Linked DNA regions of Homo sapiens: region 2 is linked to region 1. Evidence: read pairs that join two places in POLR2A ChIA-PET (ENCODE). Cell type or tissue: OCI-LY7. All regions are shown on one strand. Each heading gives the region's core, and the rest is flanking DNA. Links, peaks and the distances in the headings are about the cores only. Region 1 overlaps FAM184B (family with sequence similarity 184 member B). Region 2 overlaps FAM184B (family with sequence similarity 184 member B).

Region 1 (5,379 bases), core at 52-5,051:
ACTGCTGGTAGGTATGTGCTTAATGTTTCAAGAAACAATCAAATAGTTTTCTAAAGTGATTTACCATTTTAGACCCTACCAGCAATGTATGAGAGTTTCAGTTGCCCTGGATTGTTGCTAACATTTTGTGTTGTCAGACTTCTTAATTTTAGCCATTCCAGTGGGTGGGAAATGGTGTCTCACTGTGGTGGTAAGTTGCATTTCCTGATGACTAATGATGTTAACCACATGTCCATGTGCATATGAGCCACTCACATATTTTTGTTTTTCTTTTTTTGGGACAGGGTCTTGCTCTGTTGTCCAGGCTGGAGTACAGTGGTGTGACCACGGCTTGCTGCTGCCTCAACCTTCCAGGCTCAAGCAATCCTCCGACCTCAGCCTCTTGAGTAGCTGGGACTACAGGCATGTGCCACCACGCTCAGCTAATTTTTGTATTTTTTTGTAGAGACAGGGTTTTGCCATGTTGCCCAAGCTGGTCTTGAACTCTTGGGCTCAAGCAGTCCACCAGCCTTGGCCTTCTAAAGTGCTAAGATTACAGACATGAGCCACCATGCCCGGCCTCACATATATCTTTTTTAGGGAAGTGCTTGTTTGAGTATTTTGTCCATTTAAAAAATAGGTTTGCAGCACATGACAAAGATGCCCTCTCTCACTCCTGTTCAACATAGTATTGGAAGTTCTGGCCACGGTAATCAGGCAAGAGAAAGAAATAAAGGGGATCCAAATAGGAAGAAAGGAAGTCAAACTATCCCTATTTGCAGATGACATGATCCTATATCTAGAAAACCCATAGTTTTCTATGCCCAAAATCTCCTTATGCTGATAAACAACTTCAGCAAAGTCTCAAGATACAAAATTGATGTGCAAAAATCACTAACATTCCTATACACCAGCAACATTCAAGCTGAGAGCCAAATCAGGAACACAATCCCATTCACAACACACACACACACACACACACACACACAAACTGTAGTTTGTGACAGAGCAATAACACCTGACCCTCACCCAGGAGTCAAGCTCATGTAAGTCCTGCTGATATGGTTAGGTTTTTTGCCCCCACCCAAATCTCATCTTGAGTTGTAATCCCCATAATCCCCACGTGTTGAGGGTGGGACTTTGTGGGAGGTGATTGGATCATGGGGGCCGTTTCCCCCATGCTGTTCTTGTGATAGTGAGTGAGTTTTCATGAAATCTGATGGTTTTATAAGTGTTTGTCATTTCCTTCTACACACTTTTCTCTCACCTGCCGCCATGTAAGATATGCCTGCTTCCCCTTCTGGCATGATTGTAAGTTTCCTGAGACCTCCCCAGCCAAGCAGAATTGTGAGTCAATTAAACCTCTTTCCTTTATAAATTACCCAGTCTTGGGGGATTCTTTATAGCGGTGTGGAAACGACCTAATATACCCGCAGAGCCTGATAGAGCCAATCATAAGGGTAGCTCATCTATGAGCTAAATCTTTGATATTTGGGGGTGTTTGTTAGAGCAGCAATAGCTGACTGACATAGGTGGTATAGGTGGGGATTTCCTCAGGATCACAAAGCTTCCTTATACCCCCTAATTAAAGAACACTTGGAAACATAGGGGCAGAGGTTTTGGACCAGTGCAAGTTTGAATCTTGGAAAGGTTTGCTAACTTCTTTGAGCTCCAGGTTCTTAAGCTAAAAAATGGCTTCTCTGGGTTGTTGTAACAATTAAGTAACACAGTTTATGTGAAGCCCATAGCTGTGCTGAAGACATACAAGATATGCTTGTTGCCTCCCCAAGCATGCTGCAAGGAGCAGTGATAAATACTTGAGGATAGAATGAATGAATGGATGAATCCTTCCACATCTGAGTCCTCATTCAATGGAGCACTCAGAAGTCTGCATGTCCTCCTGTACCTTTCTTCTTCATCACTGCTGGTTCCTTCTTCAGCTGCTAACTTATCTTGATACTCCTCTCCTCTCGGCGAAGTTTCATCCAGCTTCAAGCATGGATCCTAAGGCCAAAAAAGAAAAAGAAAAAAAAAAAAAAGGCAAGATGAGCTTAAGTACAGCTTCATGATTCAACCTGTGGCTTATTCAAATCAGAGAGCAGAGAAGAGGGAGCCCCCAGCAACCCACTATCGGTGCCCTGCTTGCAGGGGATGCCAAGGCTTGTGATGATGACGTGACTAGAACAGTGCCTGGCTTACTATGATTAATGCCAGCCCTGAGCCCTGTATCCTGTTTTTCAGTCTATGAAGCATTTCACACTGCTGACAAAACTAAAGCATAAAGAGGGGAAGTAACCTGGCTAGGGTGCCACCATCAGGGAGGAGTGGAAATGAAATATGCAACCGGATAATAGGACCCTGGGGACTGAACTCTTGACCACTTCCTGGTATGGTTCCATGCATAACCCTCAGAGAGAGGTCCTTGTTTCCTTGTTAAGCCTGCTGCACGGGGCTGTTGTGAGGACCTGAGAACAATGCTGGCTCATGGCTAGTGGTCAGTAAGTGTGAGTGAATGGTGTTACTATTATATCCGTTTAAGAGTTTGTAGTCTGCTGTGTCCCATTATGTAGAATCAGAAAACATGGAACTTGCTGAATGACCAGAAATGGGGTATGGGAGAAGAATATGGGAACGATTAGTTAACAATGAGGCTTCTGAATATTTTCTGAGTTGAATTTGCTCATGTTATCATTCTCTCCTTCCCACAGAGATACACAGGTGAAAAAGACCTTGTTATTTTGATTTTTCTATTTGTCATAACCACACTGTCCATGAAAACAGTATAAGACAGGGTAGGAACAGATTTGTCTCACGAAATAGTGATAATTGTAACCTGTGCTTTTCATTAACTAGTTGTATGGCCTTGAGCCAGCTTCTTCCCTTTTTTGGACCTGAGTTTCATCAACTGTGAAACAAAGGGGCTGGCTTATATCTGTAGTGAAACTGTGTTCCAGGGATCCTGGGAGGTGTCTCAGGGGTAGGAAGGGGCAGAGCTGAGGCTGGAGGGTAGGGCCTTGGGCTCCCATCCACCCTTGATCTGGAACAAAACTGCTTTTATTGCCTTTCCACATACTGTATTATCTATAAAAGGCCATCAATGTCAAGACCAATGAAGACCTCCACATTGCCAAATCCAATGGTCGATTCTTGGGTCTGCACTAACGGGGACTCCCAGCAGAACTGGAAATATTGATGATTCCTTCCTTTGTGCAGCCTTCATTCCTGGGCTTTCTCCTCCCCCCGCCCCCCAGTTGCTGCTTCTTAGTCTTCTCTGCTGAAGCCTCCTCCTCTCCTGCTTCTCAAACTACCACATGTGCAGAACCAAACTCTTGGTTTTACTCCTCCAAACAACAAGCATGCACCTGGCTCAGGGCTTTGCACTGGCTGTTCCCTCTTCCCTCTGATATTTGCATTCTTTGCTCCCTCACTTCACTCACTGCAACCAGCAGCTCATCCCTGGCTTAAAGCTTAGGCTCTGCTACCAGACGACCTGTGTTTAAATGCCAGATCTTTTACTTATTAACGATGTGACCTTGGGAAAATTACTTAGGTTTTCATGAGGATTAAATGAGCTGATACAATGTAAAGTCCTTAGAACAGTATTAGGTACCTAAGGAACACTCAACACTCAAGTTTATTCCCTGGAATTCTTTTTTTTTTTTTTTTGAGATGGAGTCTCACTCTGTCACCCAGGCTGATGTGCAGTGGCGCAATTTCAGCTCACTGCAACCTCTGTCTCCCAAGTTCAAGCAATTCTCCTGTCTCAGTTTCCCAAGTAGTTGAGACTGCAGGTGCATGCCACTGTGCCTGGTTCTTTTTTTTTTTTTTTTTTTTTTTTTGGTATTTTTAGTAGAGACGGGGTTTCACCATGTTGCCCAAGCTGGTCTTGAACTCCTGAACTCAGGTGATCTGCCCACCTCCGCCTCCCAAAGTGCTGGGATTACAGACGCAAGTCACCATGCCTGGACTCCCTGGGATTTTTGTTCCCTGGACACCTTCTCTAAAATCTCACCCCCCTCACTCTCTTTTCCTCACCTTGCTCTATGTTTTTCTCACAATACATATCACGGCCTAACGTTGACTTGTCCACTTTTTAATTATCTGTTTACCTTACTGGAAGGTAAGCTCCATGAGGGCAGGGGCTTTGCTCACCTGTTTCCCTGATGCCTAGAACAGTGTGTGGCACATGCGAGTCATTACTAAATGAATAAACACAAATATGTCACGGGCCACTCCAGATAGCAGGGGGACCACTCTCTCCCATACTTGCCCTACACCCACTTTTTTTTTTGTTTTTTTGTTTTTTTGTTTTTTGTTTTGTTTTATAAGATTTCACTCCGTCACCCAGGGTAGAGTACAGTTGCAAAATCATGGCTCACTGGAGCCTCGACTTCCGAGGCTCAAGTGATCCTCCCACCTCAGCCTCCTGAGTAGCTGGGACTACAGGTATACACCCACCATGCCTGGGTACTTTTTACATTCCCTGTAGGCACAGGGTCTTGCTATGTTGCCTAGGCTGGTCTCAAACTCCTGGGCTCAAGTGATCCTCCTGCCTCAGCCTCCTAAAGTTCTCATATTACAGGTGTAAGCCACAGCACCCACTCTTCCCCCACTTTACATCCCATGGAGAGAAGGGCCTGGGATTGCTGCATTGTCATGAAAATCCCCTGGGCATGTGGCTGGAGGGTGGCGTGTGGAGACAGCCATCACCCAAACTTTGAGTGTTTTCCTGTTCTGCTTTAGAAGCCCTTTGTGCCTTTATGATTCATAAGTTCACGTTCTGTTTAAATCATTTGCATTGCCTCTAAATGTAGCAGAATACCATGTGATGCCCACTTCCAGAGAATCATCATGGAGATGGCACTTGGGAATCCACTGCCCACTGTGCCCAGGAGGACCTGTCCTGGGGCACTCCAAAGTGATGGCCTGAGAGAGAGTAAACATCTGCTCTGCCTCCCGCAGCTTTTCTCCCTAAGCCCTTATCTTCCCCCTGGGGTGGATATGTTCTGAGTTAACTCTGCTAAGCCAGAACTACACTTCCCAGGACTTTCTTCCCTACATACTCTGGACCATGTGACTTTGCATAAAATATAGAAGATGGAAGTGAAGCAGCAGTCATTTCCTTGTTATGCTTGCATGCTTGGATGCTTGAATGCAGGGCACCTGGTGCTGTTGCAGCTCTCACATGTCATTATTGATCTACTCGCTCACCTTATTGGCCAGGGCAGGTGCTGGGCTCTCAGCTCCTTTAGCTCTTGCTGGTTTCTCTTTTAGTTCTCTCTATCCTGGGCCTGTGTGTACAGCTCCTGGGGCAGCAGCCAGGCCTGAAGCTCCTCCCACACCTGCCAGATCCTCCTCAGGGTTCTCCCTATCCCCAGGCAGGTGCATGTCTAGCTCCGT
Region 2 (5,379 bases), core at 276-5,275, 76 kb after region 1:
TTCCCAGAGAGCATAATATTCCACATATCATCTGTAATAGACCCTGACCCTTGGTCACAGGGATGAGCAGGTATCTAAGACTGGGCTGATGATAGAACTCCATCCCTCTGACCAAAGTGATTGGCATAGGATGGGCATGTGACTCAAGCCAAGCCAAGCAGTCCTTCTTGGGAATTTATTCATTGGGATGGGAGAGAATTTCTCTCTTGCTTGTTAGGTCTGAGGGTTGGAAGGGTATGAATTCAGAGTGACCAGTGGCCCTGCTCTCCATCACATGGAAAAAGCTTCCTGTTAGTAGGAAAGGGTGACCCTGCCAAGCAGATCAATGCAGAGATATGAGTTGGAGAGAGAGTTAAAGATATCTGCCTAACAGCAACAAATATCCAGATTATGTATCATCATCATTATCATCAGAATAAACATTTTGAATGTTTATGCCAGGAATGGTGCCTACATACAATGTAGGCACTTAATAGCATCTCATTGAAGGATGATAAAAACAGTAATATTCATAAGTATAATGTCATTATCCTCCTTTTTTCTTTGGAGAACAAGGAGGACCAATAATTTGCCACACAGCTAATGAGAGAACTGGGCCATGAACCCAAATCTGTCTGACTGTAAAAAAAAATCTTAGTTCTTTCTACTGCAACAGATAGTCCTGTGCTATAGTTTGGATGCTTGTCCCCTCCAAATCTCATGTTGAAATTTGACCCCAGTGTTGGAGGTGGGGCCTAATGGGGGTGTTTGGGTCATGGGAGTGGCTCACTTATGAATGGATTAATACCCCAGGTGGCGGGCACAGTGAGTTTTCACTCTATTATTATAGTTTCTGTGATGGGTCCTTGTTAAAAAGCATCAGCCCCTCCCTTCTCACTCGTTTCCTCTCTCGCCATGTGATCTCTGCACACGCCAGCTCCCCTCAGCCTCCACCATGAGTAGAAGCAGCCTGAGGCTTTTACCAGATGCCCAGTCTTCCATCCAGCAGAATCATGAGCCAAATAAACCTTTTTTCTTTATAAATTACCTAGTCTCAGATATTCCTTTATAGAAGTAAAAAATGAATTAACACACCCTGTGCCTGCAAGGCACCATCCTCTGAATGAAGATAGCAGCTTGACTTTCCTGCATAGAATTAGGATTCATGTATTCACCTCACTTGACCCACAAGGTGGATTTGATTCTGGACAGCTTCTTCTCTGTGTTGATTCCTGGCAGGCTCCTTCCCCAGTCTGACCTCCCCTCCTCAGCCACCATGGCGGATCCCCTTCCAGGCAGAGGAATCTCAAGTCTTGTCCCCAGTACAACTGTCCCACAGTGGACATCAGAATCTGCCTCTGCTGTTCCCGCCTCTGTCCAGAGTAGAAAACTTCCGCTTGTGACACCTACACAACATCTCCACAGGTGTTCATTATTCGAGGTTCCTGGGAGAGGCGACGTTAGCCAGGCAGAATCTGGGTGAAGAGTTCTAAGCCAGGGCAGCATGGCAGAGCAGAAGAATAACAAGAGCCTGGCTGGCTCCCTACACCATATGTCATACCAACTGTTTTTTTTTTTTTTTTGAGATGGGGTTTCACTGTGTCTCCCAGGCTGGAGTGCAGTGGCGCCATCTTGGCTCACCGGCAACCTCTGCCTCCCAGGTTCAAGTGATTCTCCTGCCTCAGCGTCCTGACTAGCTGGGACTACAGGCACCCGCCATGATGTTCAACTAATTTTTGTATTTTTAGTAGAGATGGGGGTTCCACCATGTTGGCCAGGCTGGTCTCGAACTCCTGACCTCAAGTGACCCACCTGCCTCAGCCTTGCAAGGTGCTGGGATTACAGGCTCAAGCCACTGCACCCACCCTGTCATACCAACTTTTAACTGTCTACATCTGGACTTCTTTTATCTAAGAGGCGAATGCACTTCTAATTTGTTCAAATTGCTATTATTTTGGATTTTCTGTTAAACGTTAAACCTAACCCTAAGTAATAAAAAGTCCCTCCTTGTTCACTTTTGCATCTTCCGCACCTTGCATAGTGTCTGGCACAAAACAGGCACTCATAAAAAAATGTCTGGCAGCTGGGCGTCATGGTTCACGCCTATAATTCTAGCACTTTGGGAGGCTGAGGTGGGCGGATCGCAGGAGGCCAGGAGTTGGAGACCAGCCTGGCCAATATAGCAAAGCCGCGTCTCTACTAAAAATACAAAAATTAGCTGGGTGTGGTAGCGGGCGCCTGTAATTCCAGCTACTTGGGAGACTGAGGCACAAGAATTGCTTGAACTGGGGAGGCAGAGGTTGCAGTGAGCTGAGATCACGCTACTGCACTCCAGCCTGGGCGACAGAGTAAGACCCTGTCTCAAAAAAAAAAAAAAAAAAAAAAGTCTGTGGAGTCATAAGCAAATGGGTGTATGTTAAATGGTTCACACCACAACAACAATGTAAAATAAATATTTTGCATACATATAGCAAACATATGTAGATATTCGTAATTCAGGAAGTACTTTGGGGAAAGCTAGGGATGTTTCACTATAGCTTTTAAGACCTAGTTGAGCCACTGTTTATACTCTTCATTTCTTGAAATAAAATACATAATCTTGCCCTTGGAAGAGAGCTGCTGTCAGGTGGGCCTCACCGTTCAGGTCACAACAGACAGAAAAGGAAGAGTGGCAGTTGCCCAGTTGGAAGCTGGCTGGGAGAGATGATTGATTGGTTTTGGGATTATACTTATCTAATATTTATAAAAGCTAACCATCATCAGAAGCCAACCTCCAGGCCCCCAAGTGCTTTGTATCATAAAGCCTCATGGGAGACTTATGTTTTATGTGGTGTCTTTCTTTTTCCATCACAACAGGTTTCACTGTCGGCTCTGCTTGCAAAGCAAGCTGCATAACCTTGCCGTCTCTTTGTCCTGGACTGTTGTAGCCAAGGGGAATGAATAGCCAACTCATTACTTTTCTTAAAAAAAATACCCACCCCCAGTTTCTTAGTAAGGAGAAAGCAGTTACCCTTAGGAAATGGAATATATTTCTGCTTATGCGCACATCTCTCTTTTGTTCAATCATTTAGCAAATATTTATTGAGTGCCTGCCACGTGCCAGGCACTGTTCTTGGTATTAGGAATACGATGTGCTTTAAACACACCTGGGTTCTTGTGGGCATCAAGCTAACATTCTAGTGGGAGGATCTGACAAACATATTAAATGAGTAGAATAAACAATTTGTTAGTGATATGTGCTCAAAGAAAGAATAAAGCAAGGAAGGGATATTGGGGGATGGAGTTACAATTTTAGACAAGGTGGTCAAGAAAGGCTTCACTGAGAAAGTGACATGCGAGTGAAGATTTGACAAAAATGAAAGAGTAAGCAATAAGGTATCACAGGAAAGCGCAGTCCTGCCCAGGGTTCAAGAGCAAAGTCCTGGCCGGGCGTGGTGGCTCACGCCTGTAATCTCAGCACTTTGGGAGGCCGAGGCAGGTGGATCACCTGAGGTCAGGAGTTTGAGACCAGCCTGGCCAACATGATGAAACCCCATCTCTACTAAAAATACAAAAAGTAGCTGGGCGTGGTGGCGCATGCCTGTAATCCCAGCTACTCGGGAGGCTGAGACACAAGAATCGATTAACCCAGGAGGCGGAAGTTGCAGTGAGCCGAGATTGCACCACTGCACTCCAGCCTGGGCAACAGAGCAAGACTCCATCTCAAAAACAAAACAAAACAAGAAAACGTAAAGTCCTAGGCAATATGGACTGACATGGACATAAACCCGGAGGACACTCTCCTGGGTTAAATAGCCCACTCACAGAAAGACAAAGACCACATTATGTCACTTCTATGAAGTATCTAAAATAGTGTGTTTATATAATTAAAGAGTGGAATGGTGGTTACCAGTGGTTGGGGCAAGTGGGAGATGGGGAGTTTCTAATCAATAGGTTTACTATCAATAGAAGTTACTAACAGTTACAATAAGAGTTGCTAATCAATAGAAGTTTCAGCCAACAAACATAATTAACTGCTAGAGATCTGCTGTACCACATTGTACCTACAGTCAGCAATAATATATTGGACACTTAAAAATTTACCAAGAGGGTAGCTCTCATGTTAAGTGTTCTCACTACAATAAAATATACATATACATATACATATGAATATATATATATATATATATATATATATATATTTTTTTTTTTTAAAGAGGCTGGCCAAGGTGGTTCATGTCTGTAATCGCAGCACTTTGGGAGGCCAAGACAAGAGGATCGCTTGAAGTCAGGAGTTTGAGACCAGCCTGGGCAACACAGCAAGACCCCCATCTCTACAAAAAATTTAAAAAATCAGCCAGGAGGCTGAGGTGAGAGGATTGCTTGAGCTCAGGAGGTTGAGGCTGCAGGGATCCATGATCACACCACTGCACTCCAACCTGAGTGACAGAGCAATGATAACAGAAGGGCTGGGGTCCCAGCTAAACCCCACCCTTAAGCCTGGAACCACAGGCCTGAGTGAAAACGGCTGACCCCATTTTTCTGCGCAAATGTTGCCTTTTTGGCCTGCCTCGCCCTGCCCCTATCCTGTGCCTATAAAAGATTTCAGCTGATAGAGCAACACAGGCAGCTGAGCATTGAGGTTACAAGCAGCTGAGCCGCGAGCAGAGAAGCAACTGAGCATCAAAGACTGTGGATAGATGCAGCTAACTTCAGACAGTGCGGCTTCAGGGAAAGATCACCTTCCCATCCCGTTGGCAGCCTCCCTTTCTGCTGAGGGCTACACATCACTCAATAAAGTCTTCCACATGCATCACCTTTCAAACAGTTCATGTGACCTGATTCTTCCTGGACACCAGACAAGAACCCAGGTGCCAAGAGGGCAAGAACCTGGGTGCCAAGAGGACAGGGGCTGCCACTCTGACCCTCCACTGAGCTGGTTGGCACTTGACCATCCCTGGACAGCAGAGCTGAAAAAGCATTGGTTATACATGCTTGGAGCTGCTGTGGAGCCCCACAGAGCTTGCTCCTGCCAGAGAGGAGTGGCCGGCCATTCCAGCATCCATTTACTCCAGTTCCCGCACTTACTGTCTTGCATGCTTCCTCCTGTGAGGAGTGGCCAGCAGCTGGCTGAGTGAAACGGGCCACTCCAGTTCCTGCCCACAAAGGAGGTCAAGAGAACTATCCTGTCTCATCGAGACCCTGTCCACCCTCACCAAAAAAATAGCAAAGTATGAGAGGTGTAAGTATCTATGTGGGTTGATGGATCCACCAGGCCAGAGTGGCTGGGATGGGGGTGGGGAGAGAGCTCGTGGAAAGAGGGATGGCACCAGTGGTGGAGGCATCTGTCAGCCACCGAAGAATTTAGATTCACTCCTCATGAAATGAGAAGACCTGGAGAGTTTTGAACAGGGTGCCAAA

The links. Peaks named below come from ENCODE experiments on the same cell type or tissue, not always from the same donor. Only the 100,000 strongest peaks of a DNase experiment are listed, where the experiment ranks them.
Region 2: POLR2A ChIA-PET joins it to region 1 with 15 read pairs; 3 of 35 experiments call an interaction of 5 or more read pairs at or near these places.

Annotation. Positions count from the first base shown.
Region 1 is chr4:17,662,677-17,668,055 of GRCh38, forward strand. It overlaps FAM184B (family with sequence similarity 184 member B), which reads right to left. Exons shown (of 18, transcript NM_015688.2): 8 at 1,886-1,983. Among named protein-coding and RNA genes, the nearest start is that of MED28, 51 kb to the left of the region's middle. In OCI-LY7, for the core only: a CTCF peak has its summit at 2,250; DNase peaks (open chromatin) are centred at 2,325 and 3,355; H3K4me3 peaks cover 1,812 bases; H3K27ac peaks cover 2,760 bases.
Region 2 is chr4:17,738,010-17,743,388 of GRCh38, forward strand. The region is part of intron 1 of FAM184B (family with sequence similarity 184 member B); the gene reads right to left. Among named protein-coding and RNA genes, the nearest start is that of FAM184B, 41 kb to the right of the region's middle. In OCI-LY7, for the core only: no CTCF peak of the experiment used is centred there; no DNase peak of the experiment used is centred there.